Linked DNA regions of Homo sapiens: region 1 is linked to region 2. A link is an interaction called in ENCODE POLR2A ChIA-PET data of the cell type or tissue named here. Cell type or tissue: PC-9. All regions are shown on one strand. Each heading gives the region's core, and the rest is flanking DNA. Links, peaks and the distances in the headings are about the cores only. Region 1 overlaps CCDC50 (coiled-coil domain containing 50). Region 2 overlaps OSTN (osteocrin).

Evidence for each region. ChIA-PET counts read pairs that join two places held together with the same protein. Peaks named below come from ENCODE experiments on the same cell type or tissue, not always from the same donor. Only the 100,000 strongest peaks of a DNase experiment are listed, where the experiment ranks them.
Region 1: POLR2A ChIA-PET joins it to region 2 with 5 read pairs; 2 of 35 experiments call an interaction of 5 or more read pairs at or near these places.

Annotation. Positions count from the first base shown.
Region 1 is chr3:191,335,727-191,341,115 of GRCh38, reverse strand. The region is part of intron 1 of CCDC50 (coiled-coil domain containing 50); the gene reads right to left. It also overlaps a transcript of UTS2B not described here. Among named protein-coding and RNA genes, the nearest start is that of UTS2B, 7.9 kb to the right of the region's middle. In PC-9, for the core only: no CTCF peak of the experiment used is centred there; a DNase peak (open chromatin) is centred at 3,055.
Region 2 is chr3:191,202,406-191,207,794 of GRCh38, reverse strand. The region is part of intron 1 of OSTN (osteocrin); the gene reads right to left. Among named protein-coding and RNA genes, the nearest start is that of OSTN, 5.9 kb to the right of the region's middle. In PC-9, for the core only: no CTCF peak of the experiment used is centred there; no DNase peak of the experiment used is centred there.

The DNA.
Region 1 (5,389 bases), core at 286-5,285, 130 kb before region 2:
GCTCTTAGGAATCTGCAGAAATGATCCCAGTGCAGGCTAAGCTGGGAGGATCACTTGAGGCCAGGAGTTCAAGATCAGCCTGGGCAATATAGTGAGACCCTCACTCTACCAAAAAAAAAAAAATTAATTAGCTGGGCCTGTAGTCCTAGCTACTCAGGAGGCTGAGGCAGAAGGATCACTTGAGCCCAGGAGCTTGAGGCCACAGTGAGCTATGACTGCACCACTGCACGCCAGCCTGGACAACAGAGTGAAACCCTGTCTCTAGAAGAAAAAGAAATAGAATCTGAAGCAATGTTTCCTGGCAAGGAATAACAATATAATCAATAGTTTACTGCACGTCTAAAGCTCTTTCTAACCTCATATGTCCGCCTGAGGGAGAATATGTTTCCTATACACATTGTAGGCCTGAGTTAAGGGGAAATCAGAATGTCTAAAATGTTTAATAAGCTCCGCCACTCCAAACTTTTTCAGCTGAATGTCCAAGATTAGAAAGTAAAGTAGAATTCTATGTGAAGATTATGTAATTATAGTTTACTGAGACAGAAGAATCATCAAATTATCACCATCAAGAAGGGTATGAAGGAAAACTGTTGAGTAGAAGTGTAGCCAGCCAAAATCTAACCAACATATTAACATGCAGATTAAAACTTTTTGGCATAGCTAAAACTAAATGTAGTTTCCTAATTCTGTATTTTGAGTTGCTGTAGTAAAAGCTTTCTGCTAAATCTCCATGACACTTTAGCATCTGAAATGTAATAAATATAGATTTACTTGCCCAATTTACAGAAATATAAGGACTTTATGATAGTATATAAGGCGCAAGCAAATTATAGTATAAAGAGCCCTCTTAATTACAGATACCTGTCAGAATTTTAGTCTTGGCTCTGTCAGCAGCTTGTCAAGTGAATGAACTTTGACAAGTCACCTTCCAAATCAGAGCCTCATGTCCTGACCTGTGAGGAGACAGATTAAATTACCTCTTAAGAATCTATCCAACTTAAAAATAAGGTAGAATGAAATGTAGTTGATTTAGTGTAAGTGATAGACATTTGTCTTTTGGATACAAGTATTATACATCATGTAAAAATGTAATAACTGAAGCCTATTCATCTAGGGTAATTGCCATGCTAACTTTCACCTACACCAAATATTGCTTTCTTCATTGCTGCTGCTGATTTCACTATTTCTAGCATCCAAGATAACAACAATCTGCTTATATCCAACTGTATAGTATCTTTCACCACAAGTACATTTTAACCTTTTGTTCAACCTGGTGCCTTTTAAAAAGGTGAGCTTTTCCTGTTTCAACTAATAGTTCTCACAGAGTCTTCAGTATCAGAGTAAATGGAGACCATGTTATCAGTCACTAACTGTCCAGTGAATACAAATGTGGACTGTAACATTTACTAAAAGGTTTTCCTGGGGCCAGATGATCAGAGTACAGCCTGGGAAAGTCAACACTTTCCATATTCAGAAAGCTTCTTGAAGATCACCAAATTTTTTATGTTCATCTGCAACGCGTTCTAAATGCCCTAGATTTCTCTATGATTGCTACTGAAATTGGCTTCAGTACAACCTACAGTTTGCTTGGTTATCATGTAATACCCTCTGCAGAGGAAATGAAAGAAAATCAGGGGCAGCCTGTATCTAGGAACAGGAAGACAAGATTCTGTCCAAATCCTTTTCTGCTATAAAGGAATCACTTGCCTCACTTTTTTTATATAGAGTCAAAATTATTTAGATGGTTTAGAAAATTTTATATCATAACTCCCTTGAAGGATACATTTGTTTTTCGTAGCACTGCATATTTTTAACCAGTGTTAACTTCTAATACACCATATGAACCTGAAAGAGACCATTCTAAAATAAGTACAAATTGAACATATCATCCCCAAAGCAAAAAGGCTTCAGCTCATTCTTTTGCTCATGCTCTCTCCTCTTTTCAATATAAACCATGACAAGTTTGCAATCTGTATATTCATTGTTTCCAACCCAAAACTTTCAGATTCTTCACAACTGTCTCCCCTTATATCAAGAATTTTAAAAATACATGCTATGTTTGACTTGTTTAAACTGTGTAAGAGCCTTCCCCCCTTTATCTAAAAATAAATTTAAAAGAGAAAATAGCACACATAAAAATTCTGATGGAACCCAATACTATCTAAGAAACTAACTGAATACTCTAGTAACAGCAACAAAATGACCATATCACTTTACTGGAACGTGTACAAAAATTACCAGCATCTTATATAATTAAAATTAATCCTTAAACAAGTAAGACTGTTGCCTCCAAAGGAGACCACTCTGACTTCAGGTGTTGTCAATCACAACACCAATCAACTTCTTATAGAAATTTGAGAGCTGGAACAACTCATACAACAAAAAGTAAAAGTAAAATGATCTTTCAAAGATTAGCTCTATGGAGCTTCAATGGGGAAACTATAAAAAGAAGGAATGATTTGTGGATCCACCAAAGACCAATTTGAAATAATGAAGTCTGACCAGAGAATGCTGGGAAAACAACAGAAGCAAACATGTTAACTTAGAATCCAGCAATCACTGACAGAATTGAAAATATTTTCTAGGAAAAGCCAGAAAGTGATCTATAAATGCAGACATTGAGAGTGAATAGCCCTTTCCAAAAGAGCTACCGGCCCAGATATTAAGGCAAACTCCAGATGTACAGATGGGAAGAACGTGGACCATTAAGTGAGCCCCTATCTTTCTCTTTCTTCTACGTCAGGACTCCCATCTAGACAAAAAGAGTCTTTCACAGTATTTGTCAACTCTTGTATTCGATATTTACACAGACCTTCATAATATAAAAGAAAAACCTAATATTTTCAAAGTATTTGGTGGGAAGATGCTACTCAAAAATTAGTGAATATAATACTTAAAGTCAATCATGGACTCCTCCATAGTCAATAAACAAAACAGAATTTGTTGCTGATGGGGAAGCGGTGAAGAGGGAAAGATATCCTTATAAGTCATTCATAGTTTTACTATATGCAGTTAAAACTCCTAAAGTTAATGGAAAATGACTAAGCCTTTATGACTCATTGGAAAAACAAAAGCCAAAAAAGTCCAGGGGAGACTCCCCTGGTATTTGGTCACTGAGGAGCTGTATCAGGACTGGAAATGCTCATCAGGCAAGATGAAAAATTTGGTGATAAATTAGCCTAGGTACCTCTGATACAAGTTTCTAAAAAGATGAAATGATACTTCATTCACACAAATATCTGTAATAAGTTTTAAACAGGACCAATAATATAAGCTAAAAAAAAAACGTAAGGAAACATTTTAAGGTGGTTAAATCTGTTGGATACTCATGAACTTCTGAAAGCCCCACAGACCCTTACTCAGAGCTGGCATACGGCATACTCTTACTTTACATAAGATTTCTACCTACATTTGATTTTGAAAGTCCCCAGAAATTTACCGGAGTGTAATTTTTTTTTCTTCTTAAAAAAAGAGGCTGGGTGCAGTGGCTAATGCTTGTAATCCCAGCACTTTGGGAGGCCGAGATGGGCGGATCACGAGGTCAGGAGTTTGAGACCAGCCGGGCCAACACAGTGAAACCCTGTCTCTACTAAAAATACAAAAATTAGCTGGGCATAGTGGCGGGCAACTGTAATCCCAGCTACTCGGGAGGCTGAGGCAGGAGAATCGCTCGAGCCTGGGCGTCAGAGCTAGACACCGTCTTAAAAAAAAAAGAGAGAGAGAAAGAAAAATGATTTAACTCTGTACTTTTTAAAGTCACTTCAAAAATTAAATAGGCTGTCATAAGAGTTCAATCAACAATAATTCCCAAGGGCATCATTATATTAAAGCAAAGTTATGAAAAACAGTGTTTATACCGATAACTGAACTGTCCAAAAAAGGTTAAATAACAAAGTTTTTTAAAAGTTTCATTGAAAATGGCTCCAAAACAAATCTTTTTTTTTTTTCTGTCTAGTATCAGGTCGCAAAAAATTTAAGCTTTGCCAATCACGTGGTCTCTGCTACAACTACTCATCTCTGCCTCTACAGTATGTAAGCAGACAAAGACAATATGTAAATGAATAAGTATGGCTATGTTCCAATAAAACTTTACTTACAGACACTGAAATTTGAATTTCATACAATTTTCACATCACAAAACATTATTTTTTTTGAATCATTAAACACTGTAAAAGCCATCCTGAGCTACCTTGCTATACAAAACAAGTGGCAGTAGTTTGCAGGTCCCTGCAACAAATTTGAATTACTAGAGAGGATTACTGCTCATTCTTTATCAGATAAATGAGCTGTCACTGCAAAAACTTAAGAAATTAGGAGAAGATCCTTGTATTGGGGTGGCCACAGTATACTCATTCTGTAATTTTCCAAATGTAATTGCATAAGTCTGAGTACATAGTCTGTATATAAAAACTACAGATTCCTGAAACCATCTCTAAGAGATTTAGCTAATATCAAGTAGGGCTAGGAAGGTGTTTGGATCCCCATATCATTCTGATATTGAACTAAGGTTTTTAAAAGCATGGACATGGGCAAACTGTGTATCTAGTAAGAACTGTATCCAGAATATGTAAAGAACTCCCAAATTCAATAATAAGAAAATAGTCGATTTTAAAATGAGCTAAAATTTAAAGCAAACACTTCAACAAACAATATAAGAATAGCAAATCAGCACAAGAAAAAAGGCACAACATCATGAGTCATTAGGGAAATACAAATTAAATCCACAATAAGATATCATGACACACTTGCTCAAATGGTTAAAATTAAAAAAAGTAAATGGGTCCTGAAAATATCAAATGCCAGCAAGGATGCAGAACAACTGGAGCTCACATACATTGCTGGTGGGAATACAAAATGGTACAGCCATTTTGAAAAACAGTTTGACAATTTTAACATGCACTCACCGTATAACCCAGAAAGTCCATTCGAGGGAAACAAAAACTTATGTTCAAATACACACACATACATTAAAAAAAAAAAAAACACTTGTACACAAATGTTTAGAGTGACTTTACTGTCACCCACCAAAACTGAAAACTCATATGTTCTTCAATTAGTGAATGGATAAACAGTATGTTTGAGGAGACTCAAAAAACTACTTACTATATGATCTTATTTATATAAGATTTTTGACAAGGCAAAACTACAAGGGCAGAAAACAAATCAGTGGCTGGTGGGGGCATGAAACGGGGGTTGAGAAGTTTGGGGGTTAGGAACTGTTCTGTATCTTGATTGTTGTGGTGGTTCCAAGACTACACATTTGTCAAAACTCAGAACTACACACTAAAAAGGAAGGAATTTTTATTGTATGTAAATTATTCGCTGAACTTGACTAAAACGACAAAGAAAAAGGAAAGAACCACTGATAAATAAACAAGACCGGTAATAC
Region 2 (5,389 bases), core at 266-5,265:
GGGATATATTGTATATTTTTAAAGAGGTGTTAGAGTTCCAATTCACATTAAAGGCTCTGAAATTCCAGCAATAAAGAAAAACTGGCTTAATTATATTTAAACCAGAGTTTAATAAGAAGCCTGTTAAGATGAAGAAAGATGTTTTTATTAGTAGGAATCAGTGTTGCAATGAGCTATTTTTATTGTGAAAAAAGTCTCTCATGTGGGCTGGGGTAGAAAAAAAGAGATTGAAAATCATTTATCTACAAAAGAAAGAGCAAACTTCTATGAGATGTATAAATGTTAGAGATGGTTAGGCTGAAAAAGAGAAGCAATGTAAGCCAGTATCTGATCTCATGCACCTATTAATCAATAAGACTTTTAAACTATCTGCATGTGAAGTCTGGTGTTGAACAACAAAAAAAAAACAACTCAGGTGTAAAGGACATTTCTCTTCAACCTGCAAATTTATGATTAACATCTGACTTATGGATAGTTGATCCAACAATTAGAAATTCACAAAGGTACTAGGTTTGTGAGTAAATCTTGATATTGTCTAGGAATTTTTAATTATTTACCCTAATACCTTGATTGGCAATACTCAAAATAGACTCCAGTCTCCTTTGAACAAAAATTTAAAATAAAGGACTTAATTAAAGGATTTACAAACTAATTCAACGGCTACATTTTCTTTACTTTCTCTTCTCACCGCGACAGAGCACATACATTTAAGAGATTTAGCAGGATATTTTATAAAGGGGCCTTAGTTCTGACACCATGAAATGACCATGCGTGCCTGCCGACAACACCGCCTAAAATCTTCTCCCATTGAAATAATGGTGTTCTTCCAGGCAAGTCGTGAGTCAGCTTGGCTCATAAGTAAGTCTGTAAAACATAATACGTTCTTCAGGTTACCCTTTACCCACTCCATTAAGTTATAAACACTCAGGAATAATAAATGACAGAGTGACAATAATTTTTTATCTTAGAAAAAGGCCTAAAAGGGACAGTGCTTAACACAAAGTCTGCATAGCTCTCTGTAATGGAAAAAAGACCTGATGCAAGAGTCGTGAGACTCAGGCTCTTCATTGCCTCTGTTGCTATTTAGTGATGTGATGTTGGGCAAACACTTTCCTCTCTAGACCAACTAAAATGGAGATGGTCTAACTGACCTCTAATGTTGCATCTGGCTTTTAAAGCTCACTGGTGAAGCTGGCTATTTTCTGGTAAAAGTGCAGACACTTAACATGTAGGTAATGAGAATAGTGCAGATTTAGCTAGGAAAACTGACTGGATGAGTTCCTCAAATCAGCCAAAGTTTATGCAAAAAATTGCATCTAGGCTGTGACAGAAATATTTTCCTCTTTCACTTTCAGTATTTTTAAAATTAGGTATTTCTAGCTGAAAAGAAAGAATCTCCAAATCTTTGATTTTGGGATGTCATTTATGGTAAGACATTCCATTTTTAAGAACATGTTAAGAAAAAACAATGCTACCAATTAAATTGATATGCTTATCAAATGTAAGACTAATTCCAATTTCAGAGATGTTAAATGTGAGGCAAAATTGATGACATATGGTAATATATTTATTTTAAAATGTTTACTTAGGATTTTTTTTTTTTTTTCTGAGATGGAGTTTCGCTCTTGTTGCCCAGGCTGGAGTGCAGTGGCACGATCTTGGCTCACTGCAACCTCCGCTTCCCAGGTTCCAGCAAGATTCTCCTGCCTCAGCCTCCTGAGTAGCTGGGATTACAGGCCCTGCCACCGTGTCTGGCTAAGTTTTGTATTTTTACTAGAGACAGGGTTTCGCCATGTTGGCCAGGCTGTTCTCGAACTCCTGACTTCAGGTGATCCACTCGCCTCAGCCTCCCAAAGTGCTGAGATTGCAGGCATGAGCCACTGTGCCAGGCCTTACTTAGGATTTTTTTCTTACTTCTCTTTTTTTTCCTATCATGCATAAGTCAGTATGCTCATTTCCCTACCCTTTCAAAACAAAAATTGTTAGAACTGAGGTTCCAGATGCCATAGAATGCAGTTATATCCTCTCTTTTAAGCTGAGAGAAAGAAAGACTTGTATGATATTTAACTTGGTTATCAGATAGAAATGTTGCAAGTAACATAAATAATATTAATAATTTAAAAATAATTGAGTACTACTCTCCTGCATTTTGAATTAACAGTCTGTCAAGACAAAATAATCATTTGAATATTTTCTCAGTAATCATGATCTTAATTTTAGTAGATATAAAATTGGTGAAGACAAAATACGAATTTTTGATAATAAGAATTTTCAGATCTCTACAACCTCCACCAGCATCACAAATGTGTGTGATATTAGTGAAGGTTTTATATACATATATATATATATATTTTTTTTTACTTGACGTGACTCCAAAAATTCTCTGTCAATGAAAGAATAAATATTCAAAAAAATATTCAAACTCTTTCAGACAATATACAGATATTCAGCATTATGCTGGGGAAAAACTCAGGCTCAGACTTGAAGGACAGGAATAAGAGGTTTAGCTGTGCTCCTTAATGGGCTAATGATCTTGAACAAGACTCTAAAATATTCAAAACTGTCTAATGAAACTGATTTTCTTCACAAAATGTAAGTTATTTAACTTTAGTTAATCTTAATTTACAAACAGCACAAATTATGGAATTGGCTTAGAGTTCAAATAAATAAGCCTTTTAAGTTTATATTTAATATTGTTTCCTAAAAATATATGAGGATATAAATTTATCTGTGAGAAAACTACACCTTTTTAATTTGTGTTTTATTATAACTAAAAACTTTACAACGGAAACTAAAATAGTATGTAGAAACACTTTGTAAACTATAATTTGAAAATATTATGTTTTTAAAACATAATTAAAAAAATTGTTTTGAAGTGATTGTTATGAAGCTGAAGGCAGATGTTTGAAGCCAATTTTTTTCTATGAACACAAAATTTACACCCAACAGTCACTTAGGGAACTTACAGCCATTCATAGGGACAATCTGCAAAACTTATATTGAAAAAACCAAAAGGATAAATTATAGTTTGTCATTCTATAGGTAATCTCGATATTTCAATAAGTGACAATATTTGAACAAAGTTTTAAAGAAGGTTTTTCTAGCTTTCTTTGATTAGGGAAGCACCCAGATGATTGAGAGACTTACCTGCTGGAAAGCAAAGATTGGGACCTCCAGCCATTGCGGTCTCTTTTTTTATTGAAACTGCGATTCCAGTCTCTGATGAATTTTGCCTCACAAACCAGATAACTGAGTGTGGCTGTGTCACTTAGAAGCTTAGAAATGGGTAAGAAGTTTGGGATCTTCATAAACTCAAATTCGAGATTTAAAATCATTGAGGATTTTCACCCAAGAGCAATTGAAAATTGCTAGTGGCTTGTAGCTTCTGTCAGTGTCACATATATCATCTATATTATCCTCATAAAAAATACATTTGAGAAATACTCGTGGTGCATAGCCATTTATTTAAACATTTCCTTCTGAAATTTGCTATTTTTAATAAATTGTGTAATGGGAATTTACTTTATGTTTTGGATTCCTGAAAAAAAGGAGCAAGCTGACATTGAGAAATTTAACATTTCCCGTTAAAAAAAAATTAAAATATCAGCTGGGCACGGTGGCTCACGCCTGTGATCCCAGCACTTTGGGATGCCGAGGTGGGCAGATCACCTGAGGTCAGGAGTTTGAGACTAGCCTGGCTAACACGGTGAAACCCCGTTTCTACTACAAATACAAAAAAATTAGCCAGGCGTGGCGGCAGGTGCCTGTAATCCCAGCCACTCTGGAGGCTGAGGCAGGAGAATCGCTTGAACCCAGGAGGCGGAGGTTGCAGTGAGCCGAGATTGCGCCATTGCACTCCAGCTTGGCCAACAAGAGCGAAACTCCATCTCAAAATAAATAAATAAATAAATAAAATATCAGGAATGTGTTCTTCCCATTTCTCAGTGCTCTTCAATTGGCAGTAGCAAATTTTCCAAAGTCACAAAGCCAGTTAGAAGAAGAGCCAGAACAACAACTTTCATTTTCAGACTCCCAGTTTCATGCTCTTTCGAGTATAACCTATTTGTGTAAGTGTAAAACCCTTTTCTATCTCCCAAACAAATTTTTTATAAAGTAATATTTTTATGGATGCAGTGTTATTAATGTGGCAGATACCTACATTTTAAAATGACTGTCCCTGAAGGCAACAAATTAGGAAGAATGATAAGTTACTAGAACATGTGTTAACTGATTTTATTCTATTTGGCACCATTTTCACTCTTTTTTAGATACTTTGCCTTCCAAAATCTTAAAATTTTATTTTTAACTATCTCTGTCTGTTTTTTTCCTCTATTTGGATTTGTGATTAATGCTACTAATCTCTTTCTTGCAAAAATTAAGAAGCCAGAAACCTACAATGCCACCTTAGAGAAAGATTCCATTATTATTTTAAACCCCCAGATCTGGATGTTTAACAAAGGGTTTAGTTGTTATAAACTCGTTTAGGGCAGAGACCATGTCATGTTCACCATTGCATCTCAGCACCTTACAGAATGCCTGGCACAGGGTCAAATGTGTGTGTTGAATGAATGCATGGAGCAGCCTTATGTGGAAGGTAAACAGGAATGCGGGGCAGATACTAATATCCCAGCTTTCTTGATACGAAAACCAAGGTAGAGGGAAGATAAGAGATTAGCCTATGTTTCTACAGCTACAGTAAAATGTGATGAAGTTCATGCTGGAATCCTGATACATCCATTAGTATTTAACATCACAGATTCTCATTCTAATGAAAGTTACATGCATCACTAACCTCAAATAATCATTCCTCTAAACTTTAGGATTTCTCCTTTTCATACATTAATCTGTACCTAAATCCCCAAATAACTAAATATTTCTTGATATAAAACTATGTTACCTAAAAATAGAAAATAACATTAGTATATAATTGTAGGCAATTCTGTTAATGAAATTTGTTGTTTAATTCTAATGCTCACTAAAGGGAAAATAGCTTTAAAACTGTACATAGGGAAAAGCTAATAGAGTTGCACATATCGGCTGGCCGTTCCATACATAGGCAACTTTTTACGCAGCATTAAAAGGCTTGCAGAGGGTAAAATTGGATAAATTAAGTTAAATATAGCATATTTAAATCTGAAGTTAATGTGGAATTTCACGACCCCCTTCACTGTTTACTCCACTTTGTACTTATATAAAATATTTGATCAAAATCTTACATCATAATTACATTAAGCTAGCCAACATAATAAATGGAAAAGTATCTCTAACATTAAACAAAGGGGCAAAAATATAAATTTTATACTACTCAAAAACAGGATGCATTTATTAGGCATACACTGCATGTCAGATACTGGGGATATAAAAGTAAAGAAGATACTTTCTCTGTCTT